3 separate regions of the Homo sapiens genome follow, and regions 1 and 2 are each linked to region 3. The links are chromatin contacts, found by Hi-C or POLR2A ChIA-PET in ENCODE. All regions are on one chromosome and are shown on one strand. The core of a region is the stretch at or near the end of the contact, and the rest is flanking DNA. Distances in the headings are between cores, read along the strand shown.

The links. A loop is a pair of places that touch in the nucleus more often than their neighbours do. ChIA-PET counts read pairs that join two places held with the same protein, here RNA polymerase II (POLR2A). Pooled maps may share reads with other maps.
Region 1: a map of heart left ventricle shows a loop between it and region 3 (2.7-fold over the local background). The contact joins two enhancer-like sites. A Hi-C loop is called at or near these places in 5 of 168 maps with a recorded cell type or tissue (PC-3, Right ventricle myocardium inferior, heart left ventricle and 1 more) and 11 of 50 pooled maps. POLR2A ChIA-PET finds 5 or more read pairs at or near these places in 2 of 52 experiments (PC-9 and activated T-cell).
Region 2: a loop to region 3 is called in a pooled map, with 4 times the contacts of the local background. The contact joins two enhancer-like sites. A Hi-C loop is called at or near these places in 4 of 50 pooled maps. POLR2A ChIA-PET finds 5 or more read pairs at or near these places in 2 of 52 experiments (PC-9 and Panc1).

The regions. Positions count from the first base shown.
Region 1 is chr3:188,346,677-188,350,331 of GRCh38, forward strand. All of the region lies in intron 3 of LPP (LIM domain containing preferred translocation partner in lipoma), which reads left to right. Among named protein-coding and RNA genes, the nearest start is that of FLJ42393, 170 kb to the left of the region's middle. Within about 2 kb of position 2,140, at least 22 of the 41 ENCODE cell types and tissues checked have a DNase peak (open chromatin) inside an H3K27ac peak, as active enhancers do; they include heart left ventricle, where a contact is called at or near this core.
Region 2 is chr3:188,467,550-188,471,069 of GRCh38, forward strand. The region is part of intron 4 of LPP (LIM domain containing preferred translocation partner in lipoma); the gene reads left to right. Among named protein-coding and RNA genes, the nearest start is that of LPP-AS1, 99 kb to the right of the region's middle. Within about 2 kb of position 1,287, at least 11 of the 41 ENCODE cell types and tissues checked have a DNase peak (open chromatin) inside an H3K27ac peak, as active enhancers do.
Region 3 is chr3:188,050,921-188,054,337 of GRCh38, forward strand. No RefSeq gene overlaps it. Among named protein-coding and RNA genes, the nearest start is that of LINC01991, 76 kb to the left of the region's middle. RefSeq lists an enhancer at 1,275-2,247. Within about 2 kb of position 1,376, at least 21 of the 41 ENCODE cell types and tissues checked have a DNase peak (open chromatin) inside an H3K27ac peak, as active enhancers do; they include heart left ventricle, where a contact is called at or near this core.

The sequences.
Region 1 (3,655 bases), core at 890-3,389, 300 kb after region 3:
TTTATGAAATAGTTGGAAAATGCAGAACTCCAGAAAATGCTATCAACAAGTTTAGGAGGTTTGTAGATGCTCTGAAGGCCATCCATGAGTTAAGCAAAAGTTTTCATTCTATGTGGGAAGTATGAGATGACATTTGAGTGGCATACATTTCCTTTTGCTGTTGGATTTTCCCCGTAGTCACCTATTGTTATACTCTGAGTGTTAGGCTCGTTTTGTAGCATGACTTTTGGCATGTATGTATCTCAAACTATTGAGTGATATTTTAATATTGAAACTCTTATTCTACTTCATTCATTCACTCATGCATTCAAATTCAATTTTAATTCAGAATTTGCTAAATGCTAGACATCTCAATACATTATTGTATATAATCCTATAAAATAGAAAATTGCTAGGTGCTCAGAGAGGTTGAGTAATTTGCCCAAAGTTTTACAGCTAATAAATATAAAATCTGGATTTAAATCCGGATTTACTCCAAAATATGTGAATACCTCCAGAGATAACATTGAAGACAAATAGAGACAATGATGCAAGTTCATAAACCATGGAAATTTCTGGTAGAAAATGGTAGATGGGCCCCAGAGGAATACAGAGAATGTGTACTATGGGATTTTAGGAAGGGACAAGATCATACATTATGAATTACTTCATATCATAATTCGTTAACTACGTGTTTATCTGGCTCCTTAAGAAAGAATAAAAAAAGCTAGATAATCATATGAAACACATTATGCATAACTCAGTTTTTTTCTTGTTCTTCAAACTTCTGTCAGGTTAGTGCTCTCAATATCTTCATTTGGTAAGTGAGATGAGGAGATGAAGAGTAGTTAGGGTCATAGTGCCCTGATCATACTGAGTTTTCACCTAAATAGGAATTTCAGTGCTTTGGGTCATCTATTTTGTTCCCCTCCTCCCGGCCTACCCCCCCATTATATTGAGCTTGAGACTTTTAACAGAGATAACTTCTGACCACGCACAGATCAGCACAAATGCAGATGTGAGCAGCTAGAATTTGGATGCTGCCAAATTGTGATGACTGCCACATGTGTGAAGCTAAAGCTTAGCACCTGATGACCCACTGTGAGTGTGTGGGGGGGCCAGAAGAGTGAAAGGCAGGTCAGAGATGGAAGACGCCTCGGAGTTTCTCAATGGCAGTACCTTCACCTTGCAGATGCAGAAATGGAGGTGGTTAGAAGGGGTAAGACTTACTAAAATTCACACAGCAGGTTAATGGCTCTCTGAGAATAATGGCAAAACAAGAACAAGGCTTTATACCAGCAATCTACAGTAGTATCTACTTTTATTTCCTACCTTTCCGTTGGCATATACTCACACTGATAGGCTTGACAGGCAGATAAACCTGTATTTGAAGGTCAGCAGGATTAGTTGTGTGGCCTTGGATAAGTTACTTGATTTACTTGGGTCTCAGGTTTGTTGTCTGTAATAGAAACCATACCCTTTTTCTTTTCTTTCTTTCTTTTTTTTTTGAGATGGAGTTTTGCTCTTATTGCTCAGGCTGGAGTGCACCGGCATGACCTTGGCTCACTGCAACCTCTGCCTCCTGGGTTCAAGCGATTCTCCTGCTTCAGCCTCTGTAGTAGCTGGGATTACAGGCATGAGCCACCACGCCCAGCTAATTTTTTGTATTTTTAGTAGAGACAAGGTTTCACCATGTTGGCCAGGCTGGTCTCAAACTCCTGACCTCAGGTGATCCACCTGCCTCAGCCTCCCAAATTGCTGGGATTACAGGCATGAGCCACCGTGCGTGGCTGAAACCATACCCTTTTAACAGGACTATACCAGTGTACTGTTCAATATACAGAAATACTATCACCCATCTGATTAATAATCCTTATCACAGCCCAATGAGACAGGCACAGATGTTCTGCTTTTCAAGATTCTATTTCCTAACTTCATCTTGACAGTTGTAAGTCTCTTGCTTCTCAAAGTTTGGTCTGAGGACCGGAAGCATCAGCATTACATGGGAGCTTGTTAGAAATGCAAATCTCAGATCATACTCTAGAACTTCTGAATGAGAATCTCTACTTTAACAAGAGCCCCAGGTAGTTCATATGCTCATTAGTGTTTGAGAAACATTCACTTCGGCCCTCGCCCTATTTCAAGGCTATTGCTGTGGTGTGCTGACAATGCCTGGCATGCTGCCAGCATTCTTGGGGCATGCTGTACCATGCCTTGAGATAGCGGGGTCCGGGGGGCGGGGATGCTGTGAAGTCACTCCTTGGGAATAATGGAAGACTGGGTTGAAGGGATCCAGCAGGCTTTATCTTTTTAACACCCTTCATTTCCTTAGAAGTTACTATTCAGAAGGGGTCAAACTGGGATTGGATTCTAAGTCTTTCTGATCCAAAGTCCATGTTCTTTTCATTAAACCACGATGTCTCAGTCAAGAGGAATGCTGGGTTGTGGGTGATAACTGTTCATTCCCTGTAGTGTGAATATTTCCACACTGGCTGCTTTACCCTATTACTCAATTCCTAGAGGGGAAGAATTTTTTTAAAAAAATTTAAAAAGCCTGAGTTGAAAGCCAGGATCCTGCAGCTTAATCAGTTATTTTTGCTTTTTAATGAGGGTGACTATTGTGAAATAAGTAATTATTAATTACTCAAAACTAATGAAATATTTTAGTTTCCTTGCTCAAAAAGCATATGGATGCTAAAAGAAAGCATATGGGTGCTTTCTGGGAAGCATATTGGTGAATGGACAAATTACAGTGGTGCCAATATGCCTTTGCTGTCTGGCTGGGGCCATCAAAACGTGTGCTGGCATCTGAGTCCTCGTGTGTTTAAAGGGATTTTTTAAAATTCCCATTTGATAAGTGCCTGGGGTTGCCTCTGGAGTTACACAGCGCTGTCTCATCAATCTTTCTGCCATGCTTTCACTCAGACATTACTGGCTGAGTATAAACTCGGTATAAACCTTTGCTGTAAGTAGCTTCTGTGGCTCTTTCTTTCCAGATGCCTCCTATCCTCTGCAATAGGTTCAGTGGGCCTGCCCCATGGATGGCACGTATGGAGACTTTGTCTATACAACATTTTACCACAGTGGTAAAAGCAGTAGCCGAAAAGGTGGCAGCACTGAGACCTGTTTGCTCCATCAGGGACTCTGTCTGAGGCCCTCGGCCAGCTGTTGAATTGCTGCACTGCAAATTTCTTACTTGTAAAACTGGAATGATAATACCAGTGCTCCTGAGCTCACAAGCATGCTGTTCATCCAATTTGCAGTCCATGCCCTTTGCTCTTCCTCTCCTTTCCTTCATGCCTCTTCTCCTTTGCTGCACGTTCAGCTGGTCTAGTAAAAAGCTTGATGGATTTGGAGGTGGCTGAAACCATTTTGCTTGCTCTGGGGATTGCACACTTCTGAGCTTGTCAGAGGCAGGCAACATGGCATGTTTTAGAAGATACTTGGCTGAGTGTCCACGAACTGTGGCTCTCAGACCAACGTGACTTAGTAATCATTTACTCAACACCTACAAGCAAGGTAGCTTGCTAAGAAATTGAAGGAGGGAGCTGGCGGGTCTGTGGAGGTGAGTTTGATTCAGGGCCAGTCAAGACTTGGTGTGATGTGTGAGCTCAGTAATTATACTTTGAGAGAGACAGAATTTGGAGAACTCTTTCCTATTGGAGGTTTCTTATAG
Region 2 (3,520 bases), core at 37-2,536, 420 kb after region 3:
AGGGAAATTAATGATGCACATGGAACTAAGGTTGTTAATCAGCTAACCTAAGATAATGAAATTATCCTGGAGTATAAGGATGGGCCCAACGCTATTACAAGTGTGATAGCAAATGGAAGAAGAGGACAGAGGAGGTCTTTGAAGTGATGTGATGTGAGAAAAACTTAACGTGTCTTTGCTGGCTTTGAAGATGGAGGAAGGGGCCACAAGCCAAAGAATGAGGAGTAGCTTTGAGAAGCTGGAAAAGACAAAGAAGTGGATTCTCTGGAGAGACTCCAGAAAGGAATGCTGCCCTGCCAACACCTTGATTTTAGTGCATTGATATGCATAACTGATTTCTGATTTATAGAACAGTAAGATAAATATATTTCTGTTCTTCTAAACAACCAAGCTTGTGGTACTTTGTTGTAGTAACAACAGAAAACGAATACACACAATATCATGTTAAAATGATCTGTTTATATGTTTTTCTCCTTTCTAGGCAATGAATTCCTCAAGGGTAACAATGCTATCTTTGAAAAATCATTTTAGTCCATTTCCATATGAAAAGAATACGAAATGTCCTGTCAAACACCAGAGGTGGTATTTACTCAGTGTGTATGCACCATATGCCTGGCACTGCCCTGGGTATTTTGCTTTGAAAATTTTATTTCCTGTCTGTTTAACCCTACTAAATCTTAACTTTCTTATCTGTAATGTGAGTCTATGGACTAGATCAGGTTTGGCAAACTTTTCTGTAAATCTGGTAACTAAATATTTTAGGTTTTATAGGCCATATGGTATTTGTCACAACTATTCATTTCTGCCACTGGAATGCAAAAGCAGCCATAGACAATAAGTAAATGAATGACCTTGGCTATGTTCCAAAAGAACTTTATCTACAAAAACAGGAGGTGGTCTGGATTTGGCCATTTGGCTGTTGCTTGTTGACCTGTAGACTAGCGGACCTCTTTATTCTGTTCTAATTCCTGTCTAATATGATTATTCTGTCAGTTTATAACATTGTGCCGTGTCAGTTAAGCCAAGGAAGTGCCAGTAAGACCTGAAGAAGGAACTCAAGTGATTGGATGGGTCTGTTTATAAGAAGAAGCATAATATTGGAGACTCAAGTGCCAGGAAGGGGACTGTCACCATGTCCTTGGCAAATGGACCTGGGACAAATTCTCTTTAGGATGAGACATAAGGAGATCCTTGAATGCCAAAGCTGAGCTCGCTGAACTTGAAACTCAGTGAACTGGAACTACTGCTGGAGGAATAAAAGGGAGCAATAAATCCTTTGCACTCCAGAATGAAAGACCTTCTGAGGCAGCTGGCCAAATGAAGCAGGAGGAGGGAACAAGTTCCTCACTCAGCTAAATTATGTCTTTGGGCTGGCCGACCTGGTCTGCTAAAATAACAAGGTGGCTGAACTTCTGCTCAGAACACGTCACCAAATTTTGCAATTTGGGACTGTCTTCTATCCCATGACTTCCTAATCTGAGGAAGTGAAGAAAGCAGAGTGAATGAAACCCAAGGATTGACTTTTTTATGGAGGGCCTCCTTAGAGACAAAAGTTGATTTTTCAAGAGAACCCTTTATATTGTGAACTCTGTATTCTAATTCAAAAACCGTTAAGTTCTTGGATGAAGAACATCCAATAGATTTTGGAGGTCTTGTAAACTTTGCTATTGATCTGGGACTTAACCTTTGCAGATGTGGGACTGTGTGTTTATACATCAAAGTGGGTAAAGAAGAGCCCATCCAGAGCTAGGCAGACGGAATTGGGATATGTTTGTTTGTCTGATTGCCCGGTTGTGGTGGTTGTGGTGGTGGCGGTTGTTTTGACTTGGTTACATCATCGCATTTTTGAGGACAAAACTACCCTCTTTGATTGGTATGTTACAATAGCTTGTTTATGTCTTGCAAATTGTTCGAGAACAGTTTGTCCATTAAAGAAAAAAGTGACCTAGTAATACTCCCCTACCCAGGGGAATGTCGGGTTAATCAGTTGCACAAGGGCTTGATATGCCAAGTCAGTACTACCCCGAGGCTCCGTATGCAGTTCCTTTCCAAGATTTTTAAACATTCTGGGGAGAACACAATATTTGTTTATTTGGCTTCTAGGACTTTGTTTTGTTATCGTTTTAGTTACGGTCTTATGCTTTTCTCTCACTCCCTGTCTTTCTTTTACCCCTAACTCTTTGGAGCCCTGGTGTGCTAAGAGCCATGTTAACAGTAAAGCATCTATTCAATAAACACTTAACTATATTTTATATTTGAGCTTCTAAATGTTTGTGAAGAATGTGTTTCTGGGCAAGTCACATAAAGAATAATCTCACAGTAAAAATAACTTATATTTATGTAGGACATTATAGTTTTTATGGTATTTCTAAATTCAGTAAAAGGCGAAAGATTTATACCATCTGAAGAAAAACCAGGGTGTTGTATTTTTAAATTTAAATACTTTGGTCTACACAACCCTGGGTAGTATAAAAGGTAAGTGCTGTTGCTCTCATTTACAAACAAAAATATTGAGAATCAAAAGTTTCATGATTTCCCTAGGTTCACACACATCTAGTAAATGGTTCCAAGTGGACAAAAACTTACACATTTTAATGTCGCAGAGCTATTTTTTTATATATGTAAGTTACCTAACTGCAGCAGTGATTGCCGAGATCATCCCTATGGTGATGTTCAATTGAGTCTCCCTATTTCAATCTTTCAACCTCTCTTTTCTTCTCTCTCTCTCTCATACACACACACACACACACACACACACACACACACACACGCACACATAAACCACATACACACACATTTTGAAATTGGTAGTCACTCAGTTTCTCAATCTTCCTTTAAAGACTAATTTATTGGGCTAGAATTTATGGGTGTAGTTGTCAAAAATTCCTGCATATACCCACTCAGGAAATATTTTCCCAAATCTTCTCCATCTCAACTCTGTGAGGCATTGGAAGAGGTGCTTTTAGGATAGACTGATGACTCATATATGATGTCTGCCCTCAGGGAGCACACAGTTTAGTGAGGTAAATGTCTCATGAATATTCCACAAGATCCACCTTGATAATGCTCTAAAGTTACTATAGAGGGCTGAAGGTGGGAAGATGCTTTCGTCTGGTGGCAAAGGATAGTAGTGTAGGGTGACATGGGCCTCCAAGAATAGCTTGGGCTCAGATAGTGGAGAGGAAACTCTTAACGGAGACAGAGGTGTGAGCAAAGTCTTGGTGTCCAGGAAGCCAGAGGAAGCATTCTGGCAGATTACCGGGTATGTGGCTTAGCAAAAGTCATTATTCTGAAATATAAAATGTCCAGTGCTGCTGTCTGCAGTATTAGTCTCAAAGGATACATACTCACCAGTACATTCCAGAGTTTGTTGACAAACTTTGACAACAAAGCTTATCAAGTTTCTCTCCATTGCCTCATAAGAGGCCCATCCAGTTAGAGGATTCCTCCTTTTCAGAATGAGATCTTGTCAAATCTTGGGAGGCTCAGAACAGACGTTTACCAAGCTTCCAATAATACT
Region 3 (3,417 bases), core at 126-2,625:
CCACACCTGGCCATAACTTTCTTCTTTGTGTTTGGATTATTGTGTGCTCCTTGTAGCTTTGCTCTGGATGGTAAACTCCTTGGAAACGGAAGTTTCCTCTTGCTTTCCATGACTTACTTCTCCTTGTTGGGTTGAGCTGTATGTTTGGGACAGACTAACTTGAGGAACTAAGTCCATGATGACTAGAGGAGCACTGGTTAGCTGAAGGTCTGCCAAGCTTGCTGTAAAAATATTTCAGCTTTAGGTGAGGAGCTGCACTGGCCAACCTGCTTCCTTGTAGCTCCAGGGTTTCATGCACGGGGTCTATGAATAGCCAAAGCAAAAGGCCACACTAAGCATCTTTTCTGCTCCTATCCCCAATCTTGAGTTCAGAAAGATCTGCTAGGGATCAGTGCTTTAAATCATCTCTCCTCACTCCCTGTAGAAAAGCCCTCCTTCCAGGAGCTGACTAATGCTTACTGTCCTTTCCCAAGGAGCACTTTTTTTTTTTTTTTTTAGACAGATTGTTGCTCTGTCACCCAGGCTGGAGTGCAGTGGCGCGATCTGGGCTCACTGCAACCTCTGCCTCCCGAGTTCAAGCAATTCTCCTGCCTCAGCCTCCTGAGTAGCTGGGATTACAGGCACACACTACTACGCCCAACTAATTTTTGTATTTTTAGTAGAGACGGGGTTTCACCATGTTGGTCAGACTGGTCTCCAACTCCTGACCTCGTGATCCACCCTCCTTGGACTCCCAAAGTGCTGGGATTACAGGCGTGAGCCACCGCGCCCACCCCAAGGAGCACTTTCTGTTGCTTTCTGGGCAGGCTGTGTTTTTACCCTGTGCCCATCTCTCTCTCCCTGGCCCTCTGGTCTGCCCGGCACAGGTAAGGAGTCCGAGAGTCACCCTTCTCCTATGAGTATTCCGGTGGCTGCTGCTCTACCCTTGGGAGGTGGAAAAGGCACCAGCACAAGGCTTCCCCCGCCCACTCATCTCAGCTTCTTGCTTTCTGCACTGGGCCGTGTGGGGTGCTGGGAGTTTCGTGATCACAAGGAAAAGAGATGCGGGCGCCAGGCAGGGAAGGAGGACAAAGAGCAATCCCCTTATTCATGCATTCTTCAGGAAAAAGAGAGAATTTGACCTGAGCCTATTTTCCGAATAATTCGGCATCAAACAGCAATGAGGCCTGGGACTTTGCCAAGTCTTTGTTTTGTTTTGTTTTTTTCCTTTCCTCCAATCAGCCCAAGGCAATGGGGAGTGGGAGGGGGTGGAGGGGTGGGGGCTACACGCACACTGGGGCTGAGAGGGAATGCTGAGCCTGCAGAAGTGGCCCATTGACAGCTCCTGCTCACAGCAGAGGGGCGGGTGGCACCCCCAGCCTACCACCACAAGGGCAGCTCTGTCCTGTGGGCACAGGGCTCCATCCCAGCCCCACCGGCTGGGAGAGAACAACATTTCCTTATAAGGCCCCGACCGCTTTGCCAAGGCTGGATGGCTCCAACAGACTGTAGCTTTCCATTCTCCTCGTCAGCTCCAGTGCAGGCCTTGAATGTAGCCCTTGTTGTCAGGCTCCTCCTCTCCTCCACAGCCCCCACCTCACCTACTTCCACTCCCTGCCAGAGCTAGCCCCACTGGCGCAGGATAAACAGCCCAGAGGCCTCTCCCACGCAGGGCCTGCCTCGGTTCAGGCCTGCTGGAGGCAGCACAGGGTAGCAAAAGGAACGTGGGAGTCACAGTTTCGGCTGTCCCTGTGCGAAGGGAAGGCCCTTTTCCTCATCTGGAAGATGGGGCTCTAATGGCCATGGGGTCCAAATTCTTTGCATTGTATTCAAAGTCCTTCCCAGTTAAGCTGCAGGTTAACTTCACTGTTTAACTGCCTTTCCATACCTTGAAGGCCAGATTTCCCCTAGCTCTTCCTGTTTCCCCCAAACGCACCTTGCTCACACAGGCCTCCACTGCTTCGTGCACGTGTTTTTCTCTACCTAGGTATTTATCTGCCTAGGTCACTCATCCTGCAGGCCCCACGGTAGGTATGCCTTCCTCCCCTCCCCAGGAAAAAGGAATCATTGCTTTCACTTCGCTGCTCAACATTTGTTTGCACCTCTCTTACAGCTTTTCTGTTTTGCAATTGCAATGATTTCTTTACCTGCCTGTTTCCTCTATAAGATGATGAGCTCCTCCAGGCTCACATGCTCTCCTCTTTCTTTATGTCCATGAGCTCAACCCACAGTACCAGGCACATAATCCAGCTTCACAAAAGATTGCTGCACAAATGCCTGAGCACACAGTGTTGCGTAAGTTCAAAAGAGACAACTATAGTGCAAATACTTGTAAACTATAAAGTGCTGTTAACCCATGAAATGTAAAACTTTATCTTGCTACCCTCCACTCTAATTCTACTGTTTGTCACACTGTTACAGCCCTTTTCCCTGTCTGACCAGTTCTGTATCCAGAATTCCAGGCTCACTGCAACCCCTCAGGAGGTTAACATCTATCACTAAGCCATTACTCATCTTTAGAATCCCAGTGTTGGGGGCTAAAAGGTATGTATCCGAATGTTGCCATACTAGAGTCCACAGAGGCCCTACAGACATACAGTGGCTAAATGGAGAAGCTGTGAGTCCCACTTTTACTATTTATTCATGCTAGGTTCCCACAGCATTCTGGGGGGAAAAATCTGGTGGCTTTAAAAGTTTGAAGCCCACTGATTAATGCTGTCTCAACATATGACAGTTGAAACAACTGAGCCCCCTAAAAGAAAAGCAGCTTTCCCCACATCTCATGTGTTAGCCACAAACTCAAGACCATACCCGGGATCCCCTACTCTTGCTCACCACAGCCATTGCCCTGCTTAGGGCAGAGTGATGACGGATGCAACTGCGTATCTGTCAAGCCGAATGCTTATGGGTCAGGGATACCTCAAGTTCCAAATAAAGAATTTCAGTCTCTGCCAAAACAAATCTTTCTGAATTGGAGATTCTGCAAAAATATCAGGTTAGGGATTTGCAAGCTCAGCACGGTTAAGTACTATAGTAAGACTGTCCCTCTATTCTCCAGGATCCCAGCAACTGTTTCAAAGAGAAATCTCCTATCCCAAGATAAATTAGCCTGTTCTCCGTCCACATAGGGAAGTTTTTCAGAGATATGTTTGTAAAGCGAAACCCATAGTTGATCATGAACCATGTTCTAACACTATTTGCCACAGAGCCAAATTCAGGATATAAGATGGTTCTGCCTTGGGCTCCATCCAAAAGGCTTAAGTTACATGAATACTAAAAATACTTTATTATAATGAGATTTCTGTGTTAGATGCCTAAGGGCAGACTGTTCAGGAAGCAAAATGAAGCCTAAGTAATACTGGGCAAGGACATAGGAGATGAAGCTCTAGTACCAACTCTGATACTTACTGTGAAACTTAAAGCAAGTCTTTATCGGCC